2 separate regions of the Homo sapiens genome follow, and region 2 is linked to region 1. A link is an interaction called in ENCODE POLR2A ChIA-PET data of the cell type or tissue named here. Cell type or tissue: A673. All regions are shown on one strand. Links, peaks and the distances in the headings refer to the core of each region. The heading gives the core; the rest is flanking DNA. Region 1 holds the start of SLC6A18 (solute carrier family 6 member 18). Region 2 has its middle 17 kb from the start of MIR4635.

The links. ChIA-PET counts read pairs that join two places held together with the same protein. Peaks named below come from ENCODE experiments on the same cell type or tissue, not always from the same donor. Only the 100,000 strongest peaks of a DNase experiment are listed, where the experiment ranks them.
Region 2: POLR2A ChIA-PET joins it to region 1 with 12 read pairs; 3 of 35 experiments call an interaction of 5 or more read pairs at or near these places.

The regions. Positions count from the first base shown.
Region 1 is chr5:1,222,657-1,231,568 of GRCh38, forward strand. It overlaps SLC6A19 (solute carrier family 6 member 19), which reads left to right. Exons shown (of 12, transcript NM_001003841.3): 12 at 1-2,455. It overlaps SLC6A18 (solute carrier family 6 member 18), which reads left to right and starts at 2,725. Exons shown (of 12, transcript NM_182632.3): 1 at 2,725-2,981. The coding sequence starts at 2,822. RefSeq lists an enhancer at 3,119-3,661. In A673, for the core only: no CTCF peak of the experiment used is centred there; no DNase peak of the experiment used is centred there.
Region 2 is chr5:1,041,214-1,050,125 of GRCh38, forward strand. No RefSeq gene overlaps it. Among named protein-coding and RNA genes, the nearest start is that of MIR4635, 17 kb to the right of the region's middle. In A673, for the core only: no CTCF peak of the experiment used is centred there; no DNase peak of the experiment used is centred there.

The DNA of each region.
Region 1 (8,912 bases), core at 1,211-3,710:
GTGCGCATATGGACACGCATGGACACGCATATGGACACATATGGACACACATATGGACACGTGTGGATATGTGTGCGTACACGTCGCTGGGACACATGCCTGCCACTCGGGGCCCAGCTGCCCTCTGTGTTTGTCCTTGCCACAGTCACGGGGTGCATGTGCAGAGGGGAGCAGACCACTGGGGACGTGCTGTGCCCTGCACGTGCCCGGGGGAAGCGGAAGCTGCAGCTGGGGTGGGGGCAGCACCTCTATGCTTCATCTCTGTGGGTGGCAGGAGACAAAAGCACAGGGTACTATCTTGGCTCCTGGGAGCGACTCTTGCTACCCACCCCCACCCATCCCCTTCCCCTTGGTGTTGACCTTTGACCTGGGGGTTCCCAGAGCCCTGTAGCCCTCGACCCGGAGCAGCCTCTCGGAAGCCGGAGTGGGCAGTTGCTGGCGATTCTGAGAAAACTTGGCCGCATCCACCGGGGCCCTGCCTCCAGTCGGCCGCTGCCGAGTCTCTGCGTTCTGGCCGCTTCCCGGCTTAATGAATGCCAGCCATTTAATCATTGCTCCTGCCACCACAAATAGATGAGCAGTTAAATAAAACTCAACTTGGCATAATTCAAGGCAAATACCACTCTGTGCATTTTCTTAAGAGGACATGAGCTGTGTGAATTTTTAGCCAGCCTTTGGAAAAGATGGGTTACAGGGTAACTCAACCCTGGCTGCCATCCTTGGGCACTGTGTGTGTCCAGGGCACCTTGGAGGACCGTGCAGCCCCCAGAAGCTTCCAGCTCCCGCACCACTCAGTGAAGCCCAGCCTGGCGCCTGCCCTGCCCCCGTCACGGGATGGGCCCCCATTGGGGTTCAACATTCCATCGCAGCCAAAGGCAGTCGGCACTTGGGACATCTGCTTCCACGGACAGGTCACCTCCGCTTTGCACGGAAGAATCTGGATGCTTACATTAAACTGGTGTTCTGAGAGTTCCTACGGACAGGTCACCTCCGCTTTGCATGGAAGAATCTGGATGCTTACATTAAACTGGTGTTCTGAGAGTTCCTACGGACAGGTCACCTCTGCTTTCCATAGAAGAATCTGGACGCTTACATTAAACTGATGTTCTGAGAATTCCTACAGGCAGGACTGAAAGCCTGGTGTGTGCCAGTATGATGTTCCACCCACAGAAACCTGGTCACAATCGTCCCTTCCAGCACCCCATCCAGCAGTGACTGCACACACTGAGTCCCCTACCAGCCCCTTTCACCCTGCTGACTGTCACTGGGCCCTGGGATGCGCAAGACTCCACAGCAGCAGAGGTGGGGGGACATATCACAGCCTCTGCCCCCGGCTGTGATGCCACCGAGGGGCTCGCCTGCTGATGGCTTCAACAGGGTCTCACCTCATCTTTTCCTGCTCTTTGGCCCTGGATCGAGAAAATTTCCATCAGTGCCCCATTAATATGCTGCCCTGTGGCATCTGCCCAGGAGGCCCTGCCAGGCGTGCACAGGTGTGCATTGGTGTACCCTGGCATGCACAGGTGTGCACTGATGTGCCCTGGCATCCATTGGTGTACCCTGGTGTGCCTGCCATAGGACCCTGGGCGGGAGCTCCCATCTCATCTACATCTCCTGATTCATGCGTTGTTTCATAGGTTTCAATGTCTCTGTAAATGTGGTAGAAATGCAGGCTTTATGGGCATAAAGTGTACATTTCTAAATAAATCCCTTCTATTGAGTATGCTCACCCTAGAAGTTACTGTTGTCCAGACGTAGAGGGATGAGTGAGCCAGTGACCTCAGACGGGATGGTGGGGACGGCAGGTCCAGCTCCTGCCTCCTCCTGGGGGGTCTGGCTTTGGGGGCTTGCTCCGAAGAGGCCATGGCCCAGGCCTGTGGCCTCACAATGGGGACCAACCAGCTCTTCTCATCTTCTTCCCTCACACTTCCTCTCACTCAAATAAGAACCTTCCAAAAATGTGTCCACCTGGGCCCCTGCCCTGGGACTCATGGATTTGGAGTTGTGGCCACACGGTTGAGGGGTGCAGTGTCCAGTGGAATGGGGCAATTGCGGGCCTGGGGGCCCTTGGCCTGTCCGTGGCGGGAGCATCTGCAAGGAGGAGCCCCAGAGTCCAGGGAGCACTGTGGGGAGCTCCTTAGAGCTGAACTCACCCGGCGTCAACTCATCAACCCTCCACCCATGGACAGGGGTGCCCCCAGCACAGGAGAGGACTCAGCCCTCTGCCCCCACGCACGGTGGGTGCCTGTCACCCTGTCCTGCCCAGCGGCCCGAGGGCAGCAGTGGGTGTGAGGGCAGCCCCCGGCCTCCCAAGAGCAGCTGAGAGGATCCCTGCGGGAATCCGGGCTTCGGGTGCATGCGATCTGATCTGAGTTGTTTCTGACAGTGACAGAGTGACAATCTATAAGTATCTCAAGATCAAATGGTTAAATAAAACATAAGAAATTTAAAACGATTAAAATATGCCTCAGTCTTGGGAATCCTGGTGTCTGCAACAAAAAAACTTGAGGCTGTCCTTGCAAACGGTCCTCATGGTGCTGGGGGTGGTGCCAGGCCCGGCGTTTGCCTGGAACACAGAGCATGCGAGAAGGAGCAGAGGACGTGGGTGCCAGGGAAGGACCCTGGCGTCAGAGCCAGGGCCTGGACCTGAGTTACCCATTAACGGCACTCCACTGGTTTTCCTTTAAAGAAATGAATAAATACAACTGCAGTGGGGCTGCTTGTGGTTTCCAAACGTCGGCAGAGGCTGGAGACGGCTCTCTAGTGCTGGGTGTGGAGTGAGGCACCACCCTTGCCCTGAAGCCTGGGGCACTCAGTCACCATGGCTCATGCCCCAGAACCGGACCCGGCCGCCTGCGACCTCGGGGATGAGAGGCCCAAGTGGGACAACAAGGCCCAGTACCTCCTGAGCTGCACTGGGTTTGCCGTGGGACTGGGGAACATTTGGCGGTTCCCATACCTGTGCCAGACCTATGGAGGAGGTAAGCACCCACCTGCGTCCTGGGGCAGACCCCTAAGCAGGGGAGGCCGTCTCCACCCTGACCTGCCAGGCGCCTGCCACGCATCCCCAGTGCTTGGGCAGAGTCACTCCTCCTGGAAACCAGGGTGCACCATTGCCCACGGCAGAGTCAGTCCCCTCAGGGCCCACCTGCAGTCTTCTGGGACCTCAGGGCAGCTTCACCACTGCCCACAGCACGGAGGATCCAGTCCCCTCGGGGTCCACTATGGTCTTCCGGGACCTCAGGGCAGCTTCCTGCCAGGCGTCAGGTTGAATGGGCCGCCCTGCCCGACACACACACCCTACAAACAGTGAGCGCTCTTCCATCTGAATGTCGTCAGTTCTTTAAAGAACACACAATCCGCTCTGGGTTTCCTCACCACAGCCTTGGTGTGTCCAGACATGTGCTCAGGTGCCCTTCTCCGAGGTTCTTTGCAGGAATTTGGGGGCCCACCCCTCGCCTCCCTGGCTTTGGTTCTCTGGGAGAGCCCTGTGGGGGGTGCCAGGATGTTCAGAACTGTCTGGGTGACTTTAGTGACCTTGGACTCACCACCCCCAGAAGTGCATTGGTGACTGAAATAGGCTCCCACGCACCTCGAGCCTCCCCTCACCCTGTGCCTGCTTCTCTTCATGCAGGGGTCACACTCTGCTCTCCATGTGGCGACACAGGATGTAGGGACAGGCATGAATCACTGCTCTCAGGGAGCCGACGTACAACATCACGCATGGACACCCAGGTCTTCCCCAGGCAACACGGGCAGGGGCTTCCCAGGCCGCAGGGTCCTCCTCAGGCCAGGCCGGGCTGCTTGGTCAGCCTGTTCCCCGGGCCCTCAGCTCCTTCCCTGAGAGCCCCGCACAACTATCCCTTGTTATAAGGTTACTCCTTTAAAGTGTTTTTCCTCCTGCTTAAGAAAAGATTCTCAACAGGCAGAAAATGCAGGAAATGCGCACAAATGGAAAAAACAAAAAGAAACACCCGTCACTGCCACCCTCGGGGCACTGGGGTCTCTTTGGGGCTTTGGGGCTGGAGAGGGTGCATTGGGCCTTGGATCTTCTCATCATGAGAGTCCCTTTGAAGGCATTTCTGAAAGCACCAAAGCCCAAGGGCAGAGGCGTCCCTGGCTCCCGGGGCCCTCGCTGCCTGTGCTGCGGCTCGATCTGCTAAGAGTCACCAGAGCATGCAAGGTTGTGGGGGCAGCAGGCTTCACGCAGAGCTGGAAATGCCGGCCAACGCTTTACCCACCAACGCCTTGTTCGCCAATGCCTTGCCCACCGATGCCTTTCCTGCTGATGCCTTGCCCAACGCCTTGCCCACCGACGCCTTGCCCACCGATGCCTTGCCCACCGATGCCTTGCCCGCCGACGCGCCCAACGCCTTGCCCGCCGACGCCTTGCCCGCCGACACCTTGCCCGCCGACCCCTTGCCCGCCGACGCCTTGCCCGCCGACGCCTTGCCCGCCGACGCCTTGCCCGTCGATGCCTTGCCCGCCGATGACTTGCCCGCCGATGCCTTGCCCGCCGATGCCTTGCCCACCGAAACCCAGTTACCATTGCTAAGCGCCTGCAGTGTACTGGAAGTGTCTGGCACTAGCCTCCCTTAAACTCAGCTGCTCCACGCTGGGGCAAAGCTGGGGAGGCCCCCACCTGGGGTGCTGCTGAGGAGGGAGAACAGCCCTGCCCGCCAGCTGCGCGGGGACTTCAGGGCTGCTCCACTCATGAACGACTCTACCATCAATCTCCTGATGCAAGCCACCGGGTTGCATGTCATGAAACATCCAAGTTTATTTAACTCACACACTTCCTAAGGGCCGTGCCATCAGCATTCTCACCCTGTGTGTGAACATGCCCTTCACTTTGTCTCGCTGTGAGGATCACTCATTGATGATTTTGAAAACAAGATATAATTAAGAAGCAGGTACTGTGTAGCTTTTAACATTTGCATATACTCATGACTACCAAAGGCGAATATTATTTGCTCTCCCATTCATAAGTATTCAACTACATAAATGTTCTCTTCAAAGCTAAGACTTGTAAAGCAACATTGTAACAGAATGTAGCAAAACGTTGCGGTAAAGATTTACAGTGATTTTCTCACACCTATGACATTTCATGGCAGCTGCTTTATTACACATTCAGCGTCTTTAAATCAAAGGAACGTAGACTCGTAAATGCCAAGCGATGGGTTCAGGCCAGCTGCCCGGGACACTCTAACACTTGCTGTGGTTTAAGGTTTCAACCCAGGAAGCTTTTATGACTAAGCTGGTGGCCCTGGGCTGGCTGTGTCCACACACGTGAGGTCACTCATCAAGCGCGCCCCCTCCCCGCTACTTCCTGCCTCCGGTGTTCAACCGACTTCTGTATCTGGTAGGTGCTGTTGAGATCTGTGGATTCTTGCACCAAAAACGACACTGTATTAATTACTATGGCTTCTTCGTTAGTCTCGACGCCTAGTAGTAGAGCAAGGCCTTTTTTTTTTATTCTTTGAACTTTTGCCAGCTGCTACTTTTCCTCTGAGCTTTACACCAGGTTGTCAATTTCCAGAAGAGATTCTTCGGCGCTCCCTTGGCCCTGTGCTGCTTTCTACACTGCCCGGGGGGAGTTTCCACCTTGACGGCCTTCACGCCTTGGAGGCAGTGCCCAGGCAGTGGGGGCTGGCACTGGAGCACCATCTGCCGTCTGCACCCTCGCGGCTCCCGGCTCGGTCTCCTTTCTGCCTTCCTGCGGGTCTCTCCATCATGACCCTGGGCGTGTCTCTGGTTGATTCTCAGCAATCCCTGGCTTTTGCCGCTGCTCTGAGCAGAGCCTGCTTCTCCTCTGCATTTGCTCAGTGGCTGCACTGCGGCCTCTGCATCTCTCAGCCTCGTGTGGTGGGGTGCAGGTTTCTCTCGATCCTGCGTGGATCGATTGTAACAGCAGCCAGCCGTTCACAGCCACCTTTCCCGTCTTCGGCAGACACCACTGCGTCCTCCATGCTTATGAACGACTGCTAAACTTCACGTAATTGTTAAAACTAGGAGCTGCAGCCTGGGCAACATGGCAAAACCCTGTCTCCATAAAAAATATAAAAATTAGCCGGGCGTGCTGGCGTCTACTTGTAGCCCTGGCTACCCAGGAGGCTGAGGTGGAAGGATGGCGTGAGCCTGGGAGGTCGAGGCTGGAGTGAGCCATGACTGTGCCACTGTACTCCAGCCTGGATGACAGAGAAAGATGCTGTCTCAAAACAAACACCCAAAAAGGAGTTGTGTAGACATTCTTACCATGTGGAATCAACGCTTCTTCTTCCTTCAAATTCGGAAAAAATGCATGGACTGACTGTCTCTTCCTGCGCATTCAACGTAAAGACTGCCCAGTGAGACCCGTGCCCACGCAGGCCGGGGAAAGTGCCCTCCGTGCTGGACTTGGGTTGGCCAACAGAGCCACCACCCCCAACCACAACACTCTGGTTGATTTTTTATCTACATTTATGCCCACGTGGCAGTCTACATACGGCTTTAATGCAGCCGCTGTACCACAGAGTCGACGTTCCTGTTTCGTGAAGATCCCAGCTGTGGCCACGATCTCGTATTCACAGAAAACCCTCTCATCTCCTCTCCCCTAAACACAGAAACCCTCAATTCACAGAAAACCCTCTCATCTCCTCTCCCCTAAACACAGAAACCCTCAATTCACAGAAAACCCTCTCATCTCCTCTCCCCTAAATACAGCAGATTCAGCTTCCCCAAATCAGTCACAGAGAGCTCACTTCTCCCCAAATCTTTCCCTTCGATGATCTTGTCAGGGTGGTCTCTGACAAACTGACCTCAGCCTGGTCACCTGAGGCCCCAGCCCAGGCTCAATGGCCCTCACCACAGAGCAAGGGTCAATGGGGCCCAGGGCACCTGCTGGCCTGGAGTCTGCAGTGCTCCCTGGACAGTGGATCCCATATCTGGAACCCGGAGCCCCTGCCCACCGCGACGTGGTGCCCACGCCACCCACATCTGTCCTCCACCCGGCCACTGTGCACCTGAGGCCTGAGTGTGGCCACGAAGCCACTACTGCGGGATGGGTGGCTGGTCACACACCAGCCTTGAGACCTCAGGTGCAGGCTGGAGGTCGGGGGGAAGAAGGCCTCCACGGTGCAGGCTGGGGGTGGGGGGAAGTGATGTTTTCACAGTGCAGGCTGAACAGGGGAAAGGTAAGAGGGGCTCTCACGGTACAGGCTGGAGATGGGGGAGGGGAGAGGGGCTCTCACAGCGCAGGCTAAAGGGAAGGGAAGGGAAGAAGGGCTCTCAGGTGCAGGCTGGAGGGGAGGGAAGAAGGGCTGTCACGGTGCAGGCTGGAGGGGAGGGAAGAAGGGCTATCATGGTGCAGGCTGGAGGTGGGGGAAGAAGAGCTCTCAGGTGCAGGCTGGAGGTGGGGGAGGGAAAAGGGGCTCTCACAGCACAGGCTGGAGGGGAGCGAAGAAGGGCTCTAACGGTACAGGCTGGAGGGGAGGGAAGAGGGGCTTTCACAGTGCAGGCTGGTCGTGGGGGAGGGAAGAGGGGCTCTCATAGCACAGGCTGGAGGTGGGGGAAGAGGGGCTCTCACGGTACAGGCTGGAGGTGGGGGAAGAGAGGCTGGCTTGGGGGTGTCCCCCCATTCACATGGGAGCCTGGCCCTGAGAAAGGCAGGTATGCTGACTCCCTGCCATGAGCTCCCTGGGGTGCCCTGGGTTTTGTTCCCTTTTGCTCCAGGCCCTGGCCACAGCTGTTCCCACCCTCCCAGGAGGCATCTTGGGGTGTCAGGTGCCTCCACCTGAGGCTGACCCCGTAGACCTCAGCTTCCCCTCTTCAATGCTTGTCTTTCTGCCGCTGTGTAAATGACACGGACAAGAGCCGTCCGGCCCCCACATGCTGGCCCTGGAGTCCTGTGCAGAAGCCAACAGGGGTGAGGGCTCACCTCCCACTCTAGGGCCTCCCTGTGCCCGTGGCAGTCGCAGAACATTCTCATGGTGACACAAACCCAGAGCAAGGCTGTGTTGATGACCTGGAAACGAGCTTCTAGAAGCCGGACCCTGCCTGGCAAAGTGGAGCTGATGGGAGATGCCAGGCGCGGAGACGCACGGCGGGGAAGAGTGTGGGCAGCCGGCACCCATGTAGGTCAGCGTCTTAGGGCAGAAGGCCTGAGGTCAGTGCCACCCCGCAGCCTGTCCCAGCACCTGTGCATGCAGGTGGGGAGGAGTCAACAGCCCTGGGCACAGACGTGGAGCTGCACAGAGACCCGAACTCGTGCACAGACGGTGACTCGCTTGGGGAACAGTGCAGCTGCCAACTCTGTGAGGCCACCAGGACTGAGACGCAGCATGCAGACACAGGGGCCTCTTCAGCAGCGTAGTGATGCCCATGGAACCAGGAGCCCGGGAGAACCAGCATCCTCCCAGCAGGTCTTGTAGGCAGCTGCTGAACTTAGAGGTCAAATTGCAGGAATCGATCATGCCCAGCTCTGCCGCTGGGGCCAGGAGGGTCTGTGGACTCCACGGGAAGCCAGCCCTGCTCGCATCCTCAGCACCAGGCCCTGGCACCTTGTCTGCCCCTTCCACTGCGGGTGCCCCAGGCAGAAGGCACGGCCATTCATCTCTACTGGGTGCTTCCACTAGCTCCAGGAAGTGGAGCCGGCCTGTTCCCCCTGCCCTGGGGCCTGTGGGGCCTTCATCCTGCCATGCCTATGGGCACCCCCATCATGGCACTGGATGGAGGTACAGAGGCCCGAGATGCCAGGAAGTGGGGGGACTGGTCCAGCCCTGATGCAGCTCTCAGAGCCTTGGTCTGAGACACCACTCTCCTGCGACATCCCCATGAGCAAAGATGGTTCCAGTTCCCAGGAGAGACCGCCAGCCGCCCCGGGTTCCTCGTGGGAACAGAGCAGCCCTCAAGCCGCCCTGGGGTCCCTGGGGGAA
Region 2 (8,912 bases), core at 6,413-8,912, 180 kb before region 1:
GACAGTGGTGAGTGAGGGCTGAGGGGTAAATGAGTACATGAGTAGGCGAATGAATGCATGACAGTGAGTGGGTTAGTGTGTAAATGAGTGTGTGAATGAGTGAACGGGTGAATGAACAATGAGTGAGTGACAGTGATGAGTGAGGGCTGAGGGGTAAATGAGTACATGAGTAGGCGAATGAATGGGTGGGTGACAGTGGGTGAGCTGTGAATGAATGGGTGCTTAAGGAGTGAGTGAATGATGAGTGGGTGAATGGGTGAGTCAGGGAACGGGTGGATGAGCAGGTAAGTGAATTAGTATGCAGATGACTGGGTGAACGAGTTGGTGAGTGAGGGAACCAGTGAGTGAGTGGGTTAGTGTGTGAATGAGTGGGTTAGTGTGTGAATGAGTGGGTGTGTGAACGAGTGGGTCAGTGTGTGAATGGGTGTGTGAACAAATGGGTTTGTGTGAATGGGTGTGTGAACGAGTGGGTGTGAATGAGTGAATGGGTGTGTGAAGGAGTGGGTTAGTATGTGAATGGGTGAACGAGTGGGTTAGTGTGTGAATGAGGGAGTTTGTGAATGAGGGAGTTAGTGTGTGAATGGGTGTATGAACGACTGGGTTTGTGAATGGGTGTGTGAACGAATGGGTTAGTGTGTGAATGGGTGAGTTTGTGAAAGAGGGAGTGTGTGGATGTGTGAATGAGTGGGTTAGTGTGTGAATGAGTGGGTGTGTGAATGGGTGGTGTGTGAATGAGTGGGTTAGTGCATGAATGAGTCGGGTTATTGTGTGAATGAGTTTGTGAATGGGTTAGTGCGTGAATGAGTGGGTGGGTTAGTGTGAATGAGTGGGTGTGTGAACGAGTGGGTGAGTTAGCGTGTGAATGGGTTAGTGTGTGAGGGGGTTAGTGTGTGAATGGGTGTGTGAATGAGTGGGTTAGTGTGTGAACGAGTGGGCTAGTGTGTGAACGAGTGGGTGAGTTTGTGAATCAGTGGGCGAGTTAGTGTGTGAATGGGTGAATTCGTGTGTGAATGTGTGTGAACGAGTGGGTGACTTAGTGTGTAAATGACTGGGTGTGTGAGCGAGTGGGTGTTAGGGTGTGAGTGGGTTAGTGTGTGAATGGGTGAGTTAGTGTGTGAATGAGTTAGTGTGTGAATGAATCAGTGGGTTAGTGTGTGAATGAGTGAGTGAATGGGTGGGTTAGTGTGTGTGTGAAGGGGTTAGTGTGTGAACGAGTGGGCGAGTTAGTGTGTCAATGAGTGGGTGTGAATGAGTGCGTGTGTGAATGAGTGGGTGAGTTAGTGTGTGAATGAGTGGCTGTGAACGAGTGGGTGAGTTTGTGAATGAATGGGTGAGATCGTGTGTGAATGGGTTAGTGTGTGAATGAGTGGGTGGGTTAGTGTGTGAATGAATGGGTAGATTAGTGTGTGAATGAGTGGGTGGGTTAGTGTGTGAATGAGTGAGTTAGTGAATGGGTGGGTTAGTGTGTGAGTGAGTGCATGAATGGGTGAGTTAGTGTGTGAACGAGTGGGCGAGTTAGTATGTGAATGAGTGGGTTAGTGTGTGAAGGAGTGGATGTGTGAACAAGTGGGTGAGTTAAGTGTGTGAATGAGTGGGTGTGTGAACGAGTGGGTGTGTGAATGAATGGGTGAGTTCGTGTGTGAATGAGTGGGTGTGTGAATGAGGGGTTTGTGAATGAGTGGGTGAGTTTGTGAACGAGTGGGCGAGTTAGTGGGTGAATGTGTGAATGAGTGGATGAGTTAGTGTGTGAACGAGTGGGTTAGTGTGAATGAGTGGGTGAGTTAGTGTGCAAATGAGTGGGTGAGTGTGAATGGGTGTGTGAACGAGTGGGTTAGTGTGAATGGGTGAGGTAGTGTGTGAATGAGTGGGTTAGTGTGAATGAGTGGGTGTGTAAATGAGTTTGTGAATGAGTGGGCAGGTTAGTGTGTGAATGAATAGGTGAGTGTATGAACGGGTTAGTGTGTGAATGAGTGTGTGAATGAGTGGGTTAGTGAAAGAGTGGGCAAGTTAGTGTGTGAATGAGTGGGCGAGTTAGTGTGTGAATGAGTAGGTGAGTGTGTGGGTGTGTGAATGAGTGGGTGAGTTTGTGAATGAATGGGTTTGTGAATGGGTGGGTTAGTGTGTGAATGAGTGGGTTAGTGTGTGAATAAGTTGGGTTGTGTGAATGAGTGTGTGAATAAGTGGGTGGGTTAGTGTATGAATGAGTGAGTGTGTGAATGGGTGAGTTTGTGAACGAGTGGGCAAGTTAGTGTGTGAACGAGTGGGCAAGTTAGTGTGTGAACGAGTGGGCGAGTTAGTGTGAATGAGTGGGCGAGTTACTGTATGAATGAGTGGGCGAGTTAGTGTGTGAATGAGTAGGTGTGTGAATGAGTGGGTGTGTGAACGAGTGGGTGAGTTTGTGAATGAATGGGTTAGTTTGTGAATGAGTGGGTGGGTTAGTGTGTGAATGAGTGGGTTAGTGTGTGAATAAGTTGGGTTGTGTGAATGAGTTAGTGTGTGAATAAGTGGGTGGGTTAGTGTATGAATGAATGGGTGAGTTTGTGAACGAGTGGGCAAGTTAGTGTGTGAGTGGGCGAGTTAGTGTGTGAAGCAGTGGGCAAGTTTGTGAATGAGTGGGTGAGTTACTGTGTGAATGAGTGGGCATGTGAATGAGTCGATGAGTTAGTGTGTGAATGGGTGTGTGAACGAGTGGCTGAGTTAGTGTGTGAATGGGTTAGTGTGTGAATGAGGGATTTTGTGAATGGGTGTGTGAACGAGTGGGTGAGTTAGTGTGTGAATGAGTGGGTGTGTGAATGAGTGGGTGAGTTGGTGTGTGAAAGAGTGGGTTAGTGCATGAATGGGTGGGTTAGTGTGTGAATGGGTTGTGAACGAGTGGGTGAGTTAGTGTGTGAATGAGTGGGTGACTGTGTGAATGAATGGGTTAGTGTGTGAATGAGTGGGTGAGTTAGTGTGTGAACGAGTGGGCGAGTTTGTGAATGAGTGGGGGAGTTAGTGTGTGAATGAGTGGGTGAGTTAGTGTGTGAATGGGTGTGTGAATGAGTGGGCTAGTGTGTGAATGAGTGGGTGTGTGAACGAGTGGGTGAGTTAGTGTGTGAATGAATGGGTTAGTGTGTGAATGGGTTAGTGTGAGTGAGTCAGTGGGTTAGTGTATGAATGAATGAGTGGGTGGGTTAGTGTGTGAGTGGGTTAGTGTGAAAGAGTGGGCGAGTTAGTGTGTCAATGAGTGGGCGAGTTTGAATGTGTGTGAACAAGTGGGTGAGTTAGTGTGTGAATGAGTGGGTTAGTGTGTGAATGAGTGGGTGTGTGAACGAGTGGGTGAGTTACTGTGAATGAATGGGTGGGTTAGTGTGTAAATGAATGGGTGAGTTAGTGTGTGAGTGGGTTAGTGTGTGAATGAGTCAGTGGGTTAGTGTGTGAATGGGTGGGTTAGTGTGTGAATGAGTGAGTTCGTGTGTGAATGGGTGAGTTAGTGTGTGAATGAGTGGGTGAGTTAGTGTGTGAATGAGAGGGTGTGTGAACGAGTGGGTTAGTGTGTAAATGAGTGGGTGTGTGAACGAGTGGGTGAGTTGGTGTGTGAAAGAGTGGGTTAGTGCATGAATGGGTGGGTTAGTGTGTGAATGGGTTGTGAACGAGTGGGTGAGTTAGTGTGTGAATGAGTGGGTGAGTGTGTGAATGAATGGGTTAGTGTGTGAATGAGTAGGTGAGTTAGTGTGTGAATGAGAGGGTGTGTGAACGAGTGGGTGAGTTGGTGTGTAAATGAGTGGGTGTGTGAACGAGTGGGTTAGTGTGTGAATGAGTGGGTGAGTTAGTGTGAATGAATGGGTGTGTGTGTGAATGAGTGGGTTAGTGTGTGAATGAGTCGGGTTAGTGTGTGAATGAGTGTGAATGAGTTAGTGTGTGAATGAGTGGGTGAGTTAGTGTGTGAACGTGTGGGCAAGTTAGTGTGTGAGTGGGCGAGTTAGTGTGTTAATGAATAGGTGAGTTTGTGAATGAGTGGGTGTGTGAACGAGTGGGTGAGTTAGTGTGTGAATGAATGGGTTAGTGTGTGAGTGGGTGGGTTAGTGTGTGAATGGGTGGGTTAGTGTGTGAATGGATGAGTTAGTGTGTGAATGAGTGGGTTAGTGTGTGAATGAGTCGGGTTAGTGTGTGAATGACTGGGTGGGTTAGTGTATGAATGAGTGTGTGAATGGGTGAGTTAGTGTGTGAACGAGTGGGCGAGTTAGTGTGTGAATGGGTGAGTTAGTGTGTGAATGAGTGGCTGAACGACTGTGAATGGGTGTGTGAACGAGTGGGTTAGTGTGTGAATGAATGGGTGAGTTCGTGTGTGAATGAGTGGGTAAGTGTGTGAATGAGTCGGGTTAGTGTGTGAATGTATGAATGAGTGGGTGGGTCAATGTGTGAATGAGTTAGTGTGAATGAGTGGGTGAGTTAGTGTGTGAACGAGTGGGTGAGTTTGTGTGAATGAGTGGGCGAGTTAGTGTGTGAATGGGTCAGTGTTTTGGTGTGTGAACGAGTGGGTGAGTTAGTGTGTGAATGAGTGGGTTAGTGTGTGAATGAGGGAGTTAGTGTGTGAGTGGGTTTGTGAACGAGTGGGTTAGTATGTGAATGAGTGGGTGAGTTAGTGCATGACTGAGTGGGTGAGTTGGTGTGTGAATGAGTGGGTTAGTGCATGAATGGGTGGGTTATTGTGTGGATGAGTGTGAATGGGTGTGTGAACGAGTGGGTTAGTGTGTGAATGAGTGGGTTAGTGTGTGAGAGTGTGTGAGGGTGTGTGAATGAGGGGGTTAGTGTGAACGAGTGGGCGAGTTTGTGAATGAGTGGGCGAGTTAGTGTGTGAATGAGTGGGTGTGTGAATGAGTGGATGTTATTGTGTGAATGAGTGGGTGTGTGAACGAGTGGGTTAGTGTGTGAATGAGTGGGTGAGTTAGCGTGTGAATGAGGGATTTAGTGTGTGGGTGTGTGAACGAGTGGGCGAGTTAGTGTGTGAATGAGTGGGTTAGTGTGTGAATGGGTGTGTGAGTGGGTTAGTGTGTGTATGGGTGTGTGAACGAGTGGGTTAGTGTGTGAATGAATGGGTTAGTGTGTGAATGAGTCAGTGGGTTAGTGTATGAATGTGTGTGAGTGGGTGGGTTAGTGTGTGAATGAGTGGGTGAGTTAGTGTGTCAATGAGTGGGTGAGTTTGTGAATGAGTGTGTGTGAACAACTGGGTGAGTGTGTGAATGAGTGGGTGAGTGTGTGAATGAGTGGGTTAGTGTGTGAATGAGTGGGTTTGTGAATGAGCCGGTGGGTTAGTGTGTGAATGAGTTAGTGTGTGAATGAGTGGGTGGGTTAGTGTGTGAATGAGTTAATGTGTGAATGAGTGGGTGAGTTACTTTGTGAACGAGTGGGCGAGTTAGTGTGTGAATGGGTTAGTGTGTGAATGAGTGGGTGTGTGAAGGAGTGGGTGAGTTACTATGTGAATGAATGGGTGAGTTAGCGTGTGAATGGGTGGGTTAGTTTGTGAATGAATGGGTGAGTTAGTGTGTGAGTTGGTTAGTGTGTGAATGAGTCGGTGGGTTAGTGTGTGAATGAGTTCGTGTGTGAATGGGTGAGTTAGTGTGAATGAATGGGCGAGTTAGTGTGTGAATGAGTGGGTTAGTGTGTGAATGAGCGGGTATGTGAACGAGTGGGTTAGTGTGTAAATGAGTGGGTGTGTGAATGAGTGGGTGTTTGTGTGAATGAATGGGAGAGTTAGTGTGTGAATGGGTGAGTTAGTGTGTGAATGAGCGGGTGTGTGAACAAGTGGGTTAGTGTGTAAATGAGTGGGTGTGTGAATGAGTGGGTTAGTGTGTGAATGAGTGGGTTAGTGTGTGAATGAGTGGGTTAGTGTGTGAATGAGTGGGTTAGTGTGCAAATGAATGGGTGAGTTTGTGAATGGGTTAGTGTATGAATGAGTCGGTTTAGTGTGTGAATGAGTGTGTGAATGAGTAGGTAAGTTAGTGCGTGAACGAGTGGGTGAGTTAGTGTGTGAATGAGTCGGTGAGTTAGTGTGTGAATGAATGGGTTAGTGTGTGAATGAGTGGGTGGGTTAGTGTGTGAATGGATGAGTTAGTGTGTGAATGAGTGGGTTAGTGTGTGAATGAGTCGGTGGGTTAGTGTGTGAATGAGTGGGTGGGTTAGTGTATGAATGTGTGAATGGGTGAGTGTGTGAATGGGCAAGTTAGTGTGTGAATGGGTTAGTGTGTGAATGGTCGAACGAGTGTGTGTGTGAATGGTTGTGTGAACGAGTGGGTTAGTGTGTGAATGGGTGAGTTCGTGTGTGAATGTGGGTGTGTGTCGGGTTAGTGTGTGAATGTGTGAATGAGTGGGTGGGTCAATGTGTGAATGAGTTAGTGTGAATAAGTGGGTTAGTGTGTGAACGAGTAGGCGAGTTAGTGTGTGAATGGGTTAGTGTGTGAATGGGTCAGTGTGTGAGTGGATGTGTGAACGAGTGGGTGAGTTTGTGAATAGGTGTGTGAATGAGTGGGTTAGTGTGTGAATGGAGTTTGTGGGTGTGTGAACGAGTGGGTTAGTGTGTGTTAGTGTGTGAATGGGTGAGTTGGTGTGTGAATGAGTGGGTTAGTGTGTGAATGAGTGGGTGGGTTATTGTGTGAATGAGTGAGTGGGTTAGTGTGTGAGGGAGTTAGTGTGTGAGTGGGTGTGTGAACGAGTGGGTTAGTATGTGAATGAGTGGGTTAGTGTGTGACTGGGTGAGTTGGTGTGTGAATGGGTTAGTGCATGAATGGGTGGGTTATTGTGTGGATGAGTGTGTGAATGGGTGTGTGAACGAGTGGGTTAGTGTGTGAATGGGTTAGTGTGAGTGTGTTAGTGTGTGAATGAGGGTGTGTGAATGAGGGGGTGTGTGAACGAATGGGCGAGTTTGTGAATGGGTGTGTGAATGAGTGGATGAGTTGTGTGAATGGGTGTGTGAACGAGTGGGTGAGTGTGTGAATGAGTGGGTTAGTGTGTGAATGAGGGATTTAGTGTGAGTGGGTGTGTGAACGAGTGGGTTTGTGAATGAGCGGGTGTGTGTGAATGAGTGGGTGAGTTGGTGTGTGAATGAGTGGGTTAGTGCGTGAATGAGTGGGTGGGTTAGTGTGTGAATGAGTGGGTGTGTGAACGAGTGGGCGAGTTTGTGAATGGGTGTGTGAACGAGTGGGTTAGTGTGTGAATGGGTTAGTGAATGGGCTAGTGTGTGTCAGTGGGTTAATGTGTGAATGAGTTGGTGAATGTGTGAACGAGTGGGCGTTAGTGTGTGAATGAGGGTGTGTGAACGAGTGGGTGGGTTAGTGAATGAGTGTGCGAATGAGTGGGTAAGTGTGTGAATGAGTGGGTGAGTTAGTGTATGAGTGGGCAAGTTAGTGTGTGAATGGGTGGGTGAGTTGAGTGGGTGTGTGAACAAGTGGGTTAGTGTGTGAATGAGTGGGTTAGTGTGTGAGTGGATTAGTGTGTGAATGAGTGGGTGGGTTTGTGAATGAGTGGGTTAGTGTGTGAACGAGTGGGCAAGTTAGTGTGTGAATGAGTGGGCGAGTTAGCGTGTGAATGGGCGAGTTAAGTGTGTGAATGAGTGGGTGACTGCTCTAGCCGAGTTCTTGCTCCTTGGGAAGCACCGGCCAAGGCTAGGAAGCAGCCTGGTTTTTGGGGTCCCAGGGAAGGGGACACCTAGGGGTTTCTGGCTGGGCCCTGGTCCCAGATGTGTAGGCATCAGTGGGTCTCCAAACCTCCCTGCTGGAATTTGTGAGCATCTGGCCCTCAGGACAGTAGGCCCACCCCAGCCGGCCGCTCCCGTGCTCTGAGTCCCGGGTGTGGATGCCTGGGTGCAGCCAGCACTCACCCCTCGGGGGTCCGAGGACGACGCTGCTCTCACGGTCACTCTCCTGTGACCCGAGAGCCAGAGCAGGACCCGCCACCCTCCTGTGCCGTGTCCCTTCCTGTCCACCATGTGTCAGGCCCACTGGACACGGTGCCCGGCAGCTTCACACACACAATTCGCCCTTCGTCGTGCACGAGGCAGTGTTCCAGCATGTTCAGTCACATAAGCTTCACCACAGCCATTTCGGAACATTTTCACCCAAAAAGAAATCCATACCCTGTAAGCAGCCTCCCCCCATCCCCCATCTCCCCCCATTCCCCTTGACCCACCCCCAGCACCCGCCAGTGCACCCCCTGCCTCTGTGCCTGGCCCACTCTGGCATTTCGTGTTAAGTGCAGTCCCACAGCGTGAGACCCTTTGTGTCTAGCTTCCTCCCGAGCGTGAGGCTTCCAAGCTTGGCTCCTGGTTCTAGCTGAGAGGCCTGCAGCAGGCACGGCCCACATGGACTCAGCATGTTCTCGGGCTGCATCCATTTTGGCTGCTGTGAACTTGCGTGCACCCGTTCCTGAGGCTGTGCCACACACCAGGAGTGGACCTGCCGGGGAAGGGGCGGCTCTGTCTCTCACACTTTCAGGAACCACAGGCCCTTCCCGTGCAGCTACAACCCTGCAAGAGGGGTCCGATTCCGCACGTCCTCCCCGCGATTCTCTGGTTTTGGCTGTGACCATCACAGGTGTGAGTTGGCATCTCACGAGTTAGAACACGCTGTCCCCACTCATGGCGGACTCTCTGGTGCCTCCATCCTTATATAAATTAAATTATAAATCGAATGGCCGGGCATGGTGGCTCATACCTGTAATCCCAGCACTTTAGGAGGCTGAGGCAGGCAGATCACTTGAGGTCAGTTCGAGACCAGCCTGGCCAACATGGTGAAACCCCATCTCTACTAAAATACAAAAATTAGCTGGGCGTGGTGGTACACGCCTGTGATCCCAGCTATTCGGGAGGCTGAGGCAGGAAAATAGCTTGAACCTGGGAGGCGGAGGTTGCAGTGAGCTGAGGTGACGCCACTGCATTCCAG